2 separate regions of the Homo sapiens genome follow, and region 1 is linked to region 2. A link is a contact called in ENCODE Hi-C or POLR2A ChIA-PET data. All regions are on one chromosome and are shown on one strand. The core of a region is the stretch at or near the end of the contact, and the rest is flanking DNA. Distances in the headings are between cores, read along the strand shown. Region 1 has its middle 87 kb from the start of LINC02834. Region 2 has its middle 94 kb from the start of LINC02834.

The links. Hi-C counts contacts between places; a loop is a spot of excess contacts on that map. ChIA-PET counts read pairs that join two places held with the same protein, here RNA polymerase II (POLR2A). Pooled maps may share reads with other maps.
Region 1: a map of IMR-90 shows a loop between it and region 2 (9-fold over the local background). The contact joins two enhancer-like sites. A Hi-C loop is called at or near these places in 2 of 168 maps with a recorded cell type or tissue (IMR-90 and PC-9) and 2 of 50 pooled maps. POLR2A ChIA-PET finds 5 or more read pairs at or near these places in 1 of 52 experiments (common myeloid progenitor, CD34-positive).

Annotation. Positions count from the first base shown.
Region 1 is chr9:86,791,928-86,798,210 of GRCh38, forward strand. No RefSeq gene overlaps it. Among named protein-coding and RNA genes, the nearest start is that of LINC02834, 87 kb to the left of the region's middle. RefSeq lists an enhancer at 1-914. Within about 2 kb of position 4,069, at least 9 of the 41 ENCODE cell types and tissues checked have a DNase peak (open chromatin) inside an H3K27ac peak, as active enhancers do; they include IMR-90, where a contact is called at or near this core.
Region 2 is chr9:86,611,302-86,617,621 of GRCh38, forward strand. No RefSeq gene overlaps it. Among named protein-coding and RNA genes, the nearest start is that of LINC02834, 94 kb to the right of the region's middle. RefSeq lists an enhancer at 4,179-4,680. Within about 2 kb of position 4,015, at least 4 of the 41 ENCODE cell types and tissues checked have a DNase peak (open chromatin) inside an H3K27ac peak, as active enhancers do; they include IMR-90, where a contact is called at or near this core.

The sequences.
Region 1 (6,283 bases), core at 2,819-5,318, 180 kb after region 2:
AGACCTGAGTTCAAATCCCTGATTCTGACTCCTTGGCAAGTCAGTTAATATCTGTAAGCTCCCAGTAAAAAGGGCCTTTATTTATTAATCAAGCTTTCCTTGAGTGCCTGTCAGGTCATTGGTCTATGAAGATGAGTTTAACATAATTCCTGCCTTCAAGGATCACATACCTCCTTCTTGGAACCCATCTATATGGTTTTCAACTGTGGTGTTTAAAAAGTACACCTTTCCACTTGTGCCACGATGCAGAATTTTAGCTCTGATTGCTAATAAAAACAAGATTGGGCTGAAATGATCCAAGATACAATCGAGGGTCCCAGGGTCATCTTCTCTAGCCCTGTCTCAGGGTGACTCAGAGGTGAATCATAATTTGTGATGACTCACATTTACGTGGCTCTGCAGAGAAAAGTAGAGCAGGTGAGCTTTATAGTTCCTTATTTACAGTCATTCCATGACTGAGGCAGACATGGAATGACCCATCTTTTCACTACTCTAGAGCCATCTAGAGTCTCTAGAGTTGTCTAGAATTATTTGTCCTTGGCTTTTCAAGGTTGAATTACATCTTTCTATCAAGGAGGAACTAAGGGTTGCCCTGTAGGATATGATCCTGGTCTTCATTCTTCTTCAGTTGTTATGTCTAGGAGCATGTCATGGGTTGAATTGTGTCTACTCCAGAAATATATGTTGAAGTCCTAACCCCTAGTTCCAGTGAGTGTGACCTCATTTAAAAATAGGGTCTTTGCAGATACAGCTGGGTTCAGATGAGGTCATTGGGATGGGTCTTAACCTACAGTGACTGATGTCCTTAGAAGAAGAGAAAACTTGGACACAGAGACACACAGAGAGGGAAGGCCATATAGAGACAAATGGGGTGAAGGCGGCCATGTGACAACAGAGGTGGAGAGTGAAGTTATGCTGCCAGGAGCCAAAGAAAGTCCAGGGCTGGAAGAGGCAAGGAAGGATACTCTCCTAGAGGCTTTGGAAGGAGCATGGTTTTGCTGACACCTTGGTTTCAGACTTCTGGCCTCTAGAACTGTAATATAATGAATTTCTCTTGTTTTAAGCCACACAGTTTGTGTTATCTTGTTAAGGGAGCCCTAGGAAACCACCACAAGTTGCCTGTTAGCTATTGTTCAGAAGTCTTATGGTGGAACTCGGTTGGGAATACAATACATGGCTGGACAATATATTGAGGCCTTCCGTAAACATCACTGACCTCTAGCAACTACTTTAGCTAATGCTATTCTTTGAGTATTGGAAAACACTCTCATGACATAATTGTCAGAAGCCCCTGTGCCCCACAAAATTTTCTTTATCCATGGCCTACATGAGAGATTCATCCCTTTGAGTTGAAGAAAGTTTATGCCTTAACTCCCTTTTCAAATAGAAAAGATGCCTGAAGGGGAAAGCTCATTTAAGAGTGAGTATCTCATTCTTTGATTACTATGGGAAGAAAGTAGAGAAAGTGCCTCTGAAAAAAAAGGCGGTTCCCAGGAGCTTGATGGGTGACCTGGAAGTCAAACTCTACCAGTTCAGGATTTGCTCCTCTTGTCCTGGGCTAGTTTTGAAAATTTTAGTAGGAACTTCAGCTATGTTTTGATAATCTAATTATTATAGAAATCCAAGAAATTGATAATGGATACTTGGCAAAATAGAGAAGGAAAGCAGCAGCTGTAGGTTATCATGATACTCTTAACTTTACCTTACTAGTATATTTCTTTCCTTTATGTATGTGTGAAAAATAATTCTTTTCTTCCCCATTCAAAAAGAGATCCAGAAGAAATATTTAATTGCTGGTGAGATTGTGTTTAGAGTTTAGAAATAGAACCCCGAAGTTCTTGAAGGTGGGGGAGCACAGACATTTCCTATGGAGTTGGCTTAAAATTGTATGTGTTAAGATTCTTTCAAGGATCAAGAAAAATTTGTATAAAGATAAAAGCAACCAAGTTGGCAGAGATGTGAAGAAGCTTGCCTCTCAAAGGGATTCTGAGGCGGTTGAACCTAAAGAATTGCTCTTTCATCTCTTCCTGAAGGGAGTTCCTGACAGCAGACTCTTGACTTAAATCAAGTGTTTCCAAATATTTCCTGAGTCCTGCTTTTATTTATATTTTTAATCAGCAACTATAACTAGATATCACCCAAATTCAACTCTAGAAATAAATTCCATGCAGTTGAGTTCAGATCTATTGACTTGCTCCATCAGAGAGACAGAGAGAGAGAGAAAAGTCAGGAGTTTTATATACATATATTTGGAATTGAGATCCTTTATGCAAAATAGCTCGTGATTAGGCCATTAGTCTCTACAGAGTTACTTTATTAATGCACATCAGTCAGTTTTCAGGAAGGTACGTTTCAGTTCAAAAGAAAAATTAAGAAATAGTACAGCATTAAGGTGGAGAAAAATAAAATCTAAGAAAAAAATTCAGCATGAAATTAAAGGAGAGCCTGACTATGATCCCATTTCCCCATCTGAGCCCAGAAGATAAAAACTGTAATAAATTCATTCATCTACACCCACTTTAAATATTGGAGCAGATCAGCAGTTTCACTGATGTACAGCCAGACTTTGAAGTCTATCTGAGCTCTCTGGAATTCAACCAGCCACTTTCCAGACCATGTAATGTATTGCAGATCTTTCCACATTATGCATTCCAGATGGCCACAGTAATTCTTTGTGCATTTTCTCCTTTCTTATTTGGGTTACTGGGGTAATTTGGGAATAAAGAGTGTATGCTACAAAGTGAAAATTGACATACAGTTACTCCGTTGTGCTGCTCAGATGACAATGATGGATATTAAAGAAACTGAAAGAGTTAAATACATATATAGAGAGAGAGAGTGCAAGGGGGTGGGGAGAAAGAATGAGGAGGGAGTTTTCCCAAGGAGTTCTTTTTGCTGCTTGCTAAAGGAGGGAGCTGTGGCTGTGCTGGAAGCACTACGATTGCTTCATAACTGTTTTGTGGGAGTGCAGAGGAATTATCAGCTCTCCTCCCCCGCCTCAGCTCCCTAAGCCAACAGGCCATCACCTTCACCTTGAAGCCAGGTGATCATACAACTTATCTACAAAACCAGGGTACTTCTGAGTGTGAAGGGGGTGCTATTAAGAATTACACCTGGGCAATGGGCCTAAACCCCATTCACAAATCAGGGCATGTGTTTACCCCACCTCGCAGAGTGGCTCTCCAGGAGGATGCTGAGCTGTTTAAATGCTAGTTGTATTTAATTCAGCACTTGCTCAGGGTGAAGAGGCTGCCAAGTGGCTGTTGACCCCCGTGTTTGTGGCGACTGGACTCTCCAGGTCCCCACACAAAGTCAACACGTGCAGTTAATAGGCAAAAAGCGTTTGGTCACCAGACGGGCTGTTTCACCTCTGCGGCACTCACCCTCACTTGGGCCAGCTTGCCCTGAGCTGATTTATGTGGCATCCTAGGGCCCTGACTGAGTGTGCCTTAGGGTTGCTTCATTGTTTCTATTCAGACTGTGAGAGGGATCTGTGAATGAAGTGAAATAATGGTATGCAACCCTTTCTAGCCAAGGAGACAGTCTTCTTAAAAAATCATTTTTAAGATTGCCTTTAAATATCTCTACTGCAAATGCAATGTGTGCTTTCATTGCCATTGTTTTTCTACATAAAGCCCCCCTTTGTCGTCCTGCTGTAGCAGGCATTCTCAAACTTTGCTATACATCAGAATCACCTGTAAACCTTGCGAAAGTGAATGCCAGAGCCCCATCCCTGGAGAATCTGATTAAATAGGTCTCACAAACATCTGGAAGAAGGGTCCAGCTGGAAGAATCTGCAGGAGATAAAAATCCTATAGAAATCAAGCCCTCTGCAATTGTTTTTCTCGTAAAATTCTTCTTCATGTCCATGAAAACACAGTCCTGGAAACCCAGCCAGCCTTCCAGATTCAATGTAGGGAATGACTCCTCTTCCAAAATCATCTGAAAGCGATGACTCTCATCTGGTGAAGAAAGATGGATTTTATTTTCTGAGACACCAAACAAACTATTGCAAGCATCTCGCTGTTTTTCCAAGCTGTTCTCATTTGCTGGCCCTGGTGGTGAGGGCTATGCACACAAGGGCAGTTTTCTTTGCAATGAGGCAGGAAGCTGAGGAGCGTGTTCTTCCAGGGGAGCTGCAGCTTGTGTTTCACGGACGTAAAGGGCTCCCAGATTTGGAGGCAACAACTGGAATTTCAGACTTGGAGCCAAACGCCCAAATATTCTAGGGTTGCACAACAGGAAAAAAAAAAACATGTGTATCTGTGTCTGTGTTTTTGTGCCCAAAGACATGGACAGATAAATCTCACAGAAAAACTTTATTTTTTCTCAAACACTCAGGAAAATTGGCCCTTCGTTTATTTGCACAAAGACCGCTGTGTGATTCAGATGCACACCCAGTTCAGGAATACTCATTGCCATGTAAAATGTAGGCTGTTATGAATATTCTTTTTCCCCTGACTGTGACAATATTACATGTTTATTTTTAAACACTTGAAAAAAAACAGAAAAGGGTAACAAGAAAAGCAAACCACCTAAAACCATGCCTGTCAGAGATAACAAATGTGAATATTTTAGAGTATTGCCTGCTGAGTTTTATATTTTCATAGTACATGTGTCATCGTATGGAAATTTTAATTAGTATGCTGTTTGATCAAGTTTTCACTTAGTGTATTTTGAGACTTGCTCCATATTGTTAAATATTATTTACAAGATTTTAGCTTTTTATTTTCTGGCTGCACTAGAAAGACAGATTGAAAAAACAACTCTGTCTACTATCTAACCAGTAGTTTGTTTCCTTTTTAAAGTATTTATATGTTGCGGCTGCAATTAATTGCCTTCAAATAAAAACTTCTATTTAACATAACTGATGTATTGAAGGTCTTGTTGCATACTGCTGACTTGAAACCTGGGCATTTTAACTCCATCCATGCATGGCCATTGTTGAGGCCGGCCTCTGTGAGGTCAAGCACTTAGAGTAGGAAGTTTGTATTCTGTACATGGACTCCACAAAACCCCATGAAATTCCCCTGCCAAAGTTGAGAACTCATTAATTTCTGCCAGCTTTTCTGAACATGGTTACTTTTGGAGATTTGCTATAATGGCAGGAGTTGTGAATTCCAGCATTTGAAGAATGGGGTTGGGATATTTCTTGGTCTCTTCATAGCTGTCGCCATCGCTACCCGTGTTCCTTTTGGGGAGCAGCAGAGACAGCAGGCGCCTTGTTGGAATCAGAACCTGGACAGAAAAGCTTTTTTTTCCCCACTGGTCAGGAACTACTACTTATGCACACTTTCCTGGCTCTCACTACGGCGACATCAGCTGCTCCTTCAGCACACTCACCTGCTATTGAGCCCTTCGCACCTCCTGTTTCCCCACCAGGCTCTTTTCTCTCCCCTGACCACTCTCTTTTATCAGCTCCATCCCCTCCTATCCTCTGAACTTCTACTTGTTCTTCATGTCGCAGCTTAAGCAAGGTCAAAGCCAACTAAATGAAGGCAACTCAGGCCTTGATCTGCGAAGACCTCCCCATCCTCAGCAATGCTGTGGATAGTCAGATACTTTAAGGTTTTCCAAACTTGATGGGTAAAGATGAAAGCAATATTTTATTAAAAGCTGCAATCACTGTTATTTGGCAGGAGGTGGAGACTTAAATACTTCTCTTTTTTTCTTTTTGAGACGGAGTCTTGCTCTGTCGCCCAGGCTGGAGTTCAGTGGTGTGATCTTGGCTCACTGCAACCTCCGCCTCCCAGATTCAAGCAATTCTCCTGCCTCAGCCTCCCAAGTAGCTGGGACTGCAGGCACCTGGCACCACGCCTGGCTAATTTTTGTATTTTTAGCAGAGACAGGGTTTCACCATGTTGTTCAGGCTGGTCTTGAACTCCTGACCTCAGATGATCCACCCGCCTCGGCCTCCCAAAGTGCTGACATTATAGGCGTGAGTCACTGCACCCAGCCAACTTAAATACTTCTTAACAGCAGACTGTCCAGGGGAGACCATCCCCAGGGGACACTTGGTAGATGTGTATAGAACTGGGTCTTCATAGTCTATGAAAATGGAGTTATCGGGTGCTAAAATTGCTTTGCATGTGAAAAGGAGAAAGGTATTTATATGAAGGAGGCAGGGAAGCATTTCTGTACACTTCTTTTATTTTAGGCTTTTTTGGAAAGGTAACAGGATTGCCAAGATGTCTATGTCCCACTTTGACTTTGGAGCTGGGTCAGGCCTTCATCTTAGTGGAGAGAGACCAGAAACTGAAAAGCTGCTTTCATGGGAGATTTT
Region 2 (6,320 bases), core at 2,765-5,264:
GTGTTAGTGTGCCCCTGCTGGGGGGTGCCTCCCAGTTAGGCTCCTCGGGGGTTAGGGGTCAGGGACCCTCTTGAGGAGGCAGTCTGCCCATTCTCAGATCTCCAGCTGCGTGCTGGGAGGACCAATGCTCTCTTCAAAGCTGTCAGACAGGAACATTTAAGTCTGCAAAGGTTACTGCTGTCTTTTTGTTTGTCTGTGCCCTGCCCCCAGAGGTGGAGCCTACAGAGGCAGGCAGGCCTCCTTGAGCTGTGGTGGGCTCCACCCAGTTCGAGCTTCCCGGCTGCTTTGTTTACCTAAGCAAGCCTGGGCAATGGCGGGTGCCCCTCCCCCAGCCTCGCTGCCGCCTTGCAGTTTGATCTCAGACTGCTGTGCTAGCAATCAGCGAGACTCCATGGGCGTAGGACCCTCTGAGCCACGTGCGGGATATAATCTCGTTGTGCGCCGTTTTTTAAGCCCGTCGGAAAAGTGCAGTATTCGGGTGGGAGTGACCCAATTTTCCAGGTGCCGTCCGTCACCCCTTTCTTTGACTCGGAAAGGGAACTCCCTGACCCCTTGCGCTTCCCGAGTGAGGCAATGCCTTGCCCTGCTTCCGCTCGCGCACGGTGTGCGCGCCCACTGACCTGCGCCCACTGTCTGGCACTCCCTAGTGAGATGAACCCGGTACCTCGGATGGAAATGCAGAAATCACCGTCTTCTGCGTCGCTCACGCTGGGAGCTGTAGACCGGAGCTGTTCCTATTCGGCCATCTTGGCTCTAGTTTTTTGTATTTTTAGTAGAGACAGTGTTTCACCGTGTTAGCCAGGGTGGTCTTGATCTCTTGACCTCGTGATCCGCCCACCTCGGCCTCCAGAAGTGCTGAGATTACAGGCATGAGCCACCACGTCCAGCCTAGAAAATGGGTTTCTATTATTTGAGGACATCAATTAGTTGAGTTGTGTGCAGTGTGGTGGTGGAGACAGTGGAGACAGTTGAGCAGCATGTGTGCAAGCACAGACACATCAAAGAGAGAGGTATGTTGGGGGGAGCGTGGGTTCTCATCTGACCCCACCTGTGTATAGGCCCCAACTCTAGCCTGATTTCCTGATTTTGTACAAAGATGACAAGCTCATTCCCAACTTCAGATCTTTGCTATTTGCTCTTCTATGTCTACCTACCAGCTCCTTTGCCCTGCCTTTCTCACGCAGCAACACTTTCCATCCCTTACACGTCCATTTATTCTCTAGCTTTCATGGGTCATTTCAAACCTTACCCCCATGCCAGTGCATGCTGGGTAAGTCTGAATTGTAGACCTGAGTGCTTCTGTTTGTATCATCCTACACTTTTTTTTTAAAGTATAGTATTTAGTATCTTAAGTCTTGCAAAAGCTAAGTTTGCTATGGCTTTACTTCTGGATATGCTATAATTTCTACCACAAAGAGTTGGTGCTCAATAAATATTTCTTACTCGATCAGTAGTCATAATGAAAACAATGTAAACAAAGGTATGAGCACCAAGGGTGTAAAAATGTTTTGAGAGTTGTGGGGGAAGCAGAGCAATAGGTGATTTAGTGGTCATTGCCAATCCCAAGTGTTTTCACTGAAAATATGAACTCAGCCATTTAAAAGTGGCTAATAGGTTTGTTTTTGTTCTCACCTAGGTTTCTGTGACTGGCAGATACAGCATGAAATGTGAGTTCTCTGCAAACCGTAGCTAATATTGGAAATGTGTATTGTGGCTTGAAGTTAGGTATCCTACCTGAGCTCACGTATCTTTTCTCTTGCTTCCAGCACAAGAAGGTGAGATTCCACACAGCATGATAATTACCTATTTACCTGCCAAGGCCACCCTCTTGGTGGCTCATTTCTCTAAGGAGAACCTGGGCTCATCACATTCACCACTGTTTCCCTGGGCAAGGCCTCCAGAGCCAGATAGTACATTATCCCTGAAATGAAATTTGAATCAAACACTTCCAGAACAAAAAAAGTTTTTAATTGTCTGTGAACTGTTTTGACATTTTTGTTGCCAGGTAGGTAGGTATGGAAAGTAGTTTTTAAAATAGACATCAGGATCTGTGACCTTTTGCCAGCACGGTCTGATGTCTGAGCTCATGTTTAGTTTAAAGGGCTACCCCTCCAATAAAGATAAGCTTATTAACACATTATTCTCTTTATTTGGCTTTTTAAACCATGATTCTCCTTTGAGACCCAAATTATTCAAACACAGTAAAATGTAAGAAGTGGCAGTGGTCCAGTAGACATAGATTTTGCAGCAATTCAAATCACAGAATTCCAAATACAAAAAACTCACATTTAGGATTAGAATATTGCTGTAGTTTTGTTTTCAAGGTAAATACAGCGTGTGTGTTTGTGTGTGTGTGTATGTGTGTGTGCATACACCATGAGGTCCTGAATCAAATTTGTTCTGTCAATTGTGTTATCAAAAAGAAAAATTACAGGCTAAGCATTCCTAGAGCAAATATGTTTTACTAATATCATATATTTACAATTTATACTCAAACTGCTTCCCAAAGATATTTGAAGCAATTTATATTAATAACTATATATAAAAAAATTCTGTTGTAGCAATGACTCTGTACCAATCAGAAAAATTACAAGCTATACATTCCTAAAGCAAATATGTTTTACTAATATTATCATATATTTATAATTTATACTTAAACTGCTTCCCAAAGATATTCAAGCAACTTATATTAATAACTACATATAAAAAATTCTGCCGTAGCAATGACTTTGTACCAGTCACTGTTCTATTTTTTACATACGTTTCTATATCTTCATATCTGTGTTTTCTGTTTATGTGTATTAACTCATTTAACTGTCCCCATTTTACAGATAAGGAGACTGAGGCACAGAAAGGTTAATTAGCTTCCCCAAGTTTACACGGCTGATGAGGGGCAGAGCCGGGATCCAAACCTAGGTAGTCTGACTTCAGAGCCCAGACCCATGCCCTCTGCCAGCATAATTAGAGTAAAACTGGACAATTCAATATCATACAGAAGTGAGGAAGGAAACAGACCTAAGGCATCGGCTAACATAGTCATTGTGATTAGATATTCAATGCGAGTCTCAAAGTCTTGGCAATTAAGACATAAATGGAAACATATCAGTGAGAGAAAGCCCGTCAGTTCAAAATTCCTGATGCTGAATTTATTTATTTATTTATTTAGACACAGAGTCTTACTCTGTAACCCAGGCTGGAGTGCAGTGGTGCAATCTTGGCTCACTGCAACCTCTGTCTTCCAGGTTCAAATGATTCTCCTGCCTCAGCCTCCCGAGTAGGTGGGATTACAGGCATGCACCACCACGCCCAGCTAATTTTTGTATTTTTAGTAAAGACAGGGTTTTGCCATGTTGGTCAGGCTGGTCTCGAGCTCCTGACCTCAAGTGATCCTCCCACCTCGTCCTCCCAAAGTGCTGGGATTACAGGCATGAGCTACCACACCCAGGCTGATACTGAATTTAAAAAGTAACATCATCATGCAAATGTTTTGGGGGGCTATAAGGCCTCGACTGGTTTACTCAGGATAGTTTAGTCAGCATGTATGTGGGGGAATGGCTGGGTGTCGACTGACCTCTGAGTCTTCCTCACAGGGGCTGGTACTGCTAGCACGGAGGAAATGAGAGGGGGGGACGGGTAATGCCTTCTGGGCCAGCATGTTTGGGGCAAGCAGGGTGTACCTTATGGGGACACACTTTCTGTCAGGAGCAGAGCTGGGCCTCCAAATGAAAGGCATCTGTTGTTCTCAGGCACATTCTTGGCATTTCATTTGAGAGAAATGCCTGATGGCCAAAATACCAGCAACGTGCTTGTAAATAACAAATTCCTCAGAGTTACTGAACACATCTCATCCTCTTTTTCAAAAAAGCTTACAATCATTCTTTTGCAGCTTACATAGATGTATTGTTTGCACACCAGGGTTTTTCCTGTCAAATATAATACATTCCTTTGTATCCTCTTGCAATGATTTTGAAACACACAGTTATCTACCAGAGACTTAGTCCTGAATTCTGGCACCTGAGCATGCATTGTCATGCCTTGTGAGATTCTCATTGAGTGTGCTGTGGGAACGAGCAGGCAAGGCCCCCACTGAAAGCATGGCTGATGACATAGGGTCAGAATCATTCATTCCTTCCACAAATATTTCATGAGTTAGTTCATGGCACATGTTAGGATCTACACTGGGGATTCAATAATGAATCAGGCGTAATCGCTGAAGGAATAGAAGGTCCTTTGGAAAAGTCTGATAGGACATATGCAACTATCATACAGAGTGATAGGTGGTAAAATAAAATTAATGACAGGGTGTTGTGGGCTCTTATTTCAGCAGGGGGCAGAAGTGAGCACAGAGAGATCCTTGAGGAGATGACATCCTAGCTGAGCAGTTGTTCTGAAGATGAGAGTAAGCAATGCTGTAGGAAAAGGCTGTTAGGAAGAAAGGGAGGCATCAGAAAGCCTGGGACAATGGGACAGCAGGTGCTCTGGAAACTCTAAGCAGTTTGGAATGGCTGTAGCACATGCAAGAGGTGAGCTGAGGGGCATGCACTGTCTGGGTCATTTAGTGCCGTGGAGCGTGCTAATAAGTTTGGACTTTCTTTTTTTGGGCAATGTGGAGCCAATGAAGAATTTTAGGTAAGGAGGTAGCATCGTCATCATCACTATCTTTTTCATTGCTCCTTTGTATGACTTATGTGTTAGACAATGTTCTAGGTGTAACATACACAGTATTGCAGTTGATTCTCCCAACAATTCTCTGAGAGAGATACTATTATTATTTCCATTTTGCCATGCAAAGATGGGCTTTAGAGAGTAGAGTCTATTAGCTTGCTGAGGCTGCCAGAATAAAGTACTACAGACTGGGTGGCTTAAGCAACAAAAAAATTATTATTATTATTATTTATTATTATTTTTTGAGACAGAGTCTTGCTCTGTCGCTCAGGCTGGAGTGTAGTGGCATGACCTCGGCTTGCTGCAACTTCCACCTCCCAGGTTCAAGTGATTCTCCTACCTCAGCCTCCCGAGTCGCTGGGATTACAGGCATCTGCCACCATGCCTGGCTAATTTTTTGTATTTTTAGTAGAGACAGGGTTTCACCATGTTGGCCAGGCTGGTTTTGAACTCCTGACTTCAAGTGATCTGCCCGCCTTGGCCTCTCAAAGTGTTAGGATTCAGGCGTGAGCCGCTGCGCCTGTCCCAAAAAATTATTTTCTAACAATTCTGGAGGCCAGAAGTCCAAGATCAAGGTGACGGCAGAGCTGGTTTCTCCTGGTCTCTGCCCTTGGATTGCAGATGGCTGTCTTTTTCTTATGTCTTCACGTGGTCTTTCCCCTGCACCTGTTTGTGCCCTGACCTCCTCTTCTCATAAAGACACCAGTCAGATTGGATTAAGGTCTACACTAATGACTTCATTTTAACTTAACTACCTCTTTAAAGACCCCATCTCCAAATGCAGTCGCAACTCAGCATATAACAAGAAGTAACTTGATCAAAGTCACAGAGCTGGTAAGTGGTGGTGTGTGGAATTGAACCCAGGCATTCTGACCTGGAGCCCGAGTTCTTAACCATTATGTTGTAAATCTCAGATTTGTGTTTCAGAAAACACATTGAATGTAGAATAAGGAACACACGCTGGAATGGGTAAAGTCAAAGTGAAAAGGACCAGTGAGGAGGCTTTTGTAACAGGTCTAACTGAGAGAGAATTGCACTGAACTCTAACAGTAGCAAGGGGAGTGCCCACAAATTGATACCTTTAGGAGAGATTAAGGAGGTATGAGAACATGGTGACTGAGTGAGAGAAGGGAATGAAGGAATGGACGAGTTGAGAACATCTCCTAGGTTTCTGGCTTGGACACTTGGTGGATGGGAGTGCTGTTTACTAGGAAGATAGGGAACTGACGCTGTTACCAAAGTCCTCTGCATTGAAGGTCTTTGAAGATCTTCATGACAAACCCTGCTCTCTCTGCACTACATGTTGGGGCTGATTGTAAGAATCATGGTTGGCTGATTCAAGATAGACAAGTATTTGCAGCTGCTCAGCACTCTAAAAAATGCATCTCTCTCCTCTTTCCAGAAAGGCTTAAGCCTTTCTTGAAATGTGTATTTTCTTCTGTTTTCCTTTAAATGTTACTTTCTGGATTTTCATACTTGGATTCATGGACTGATTTCTCTGTCTCCTGCTCTGTGCATCAGCTCAGTGAGAATTCGAGAACTCTCTAGTTGTATGTGTCTATGTGAGCATGTGTGTGTGCCTGTGTATGTGAGTGCTGTGTGTAGTCCTAGGTTCCACCAGCTCTGTGGTCACATGAAACTGTAATTGCATTGAA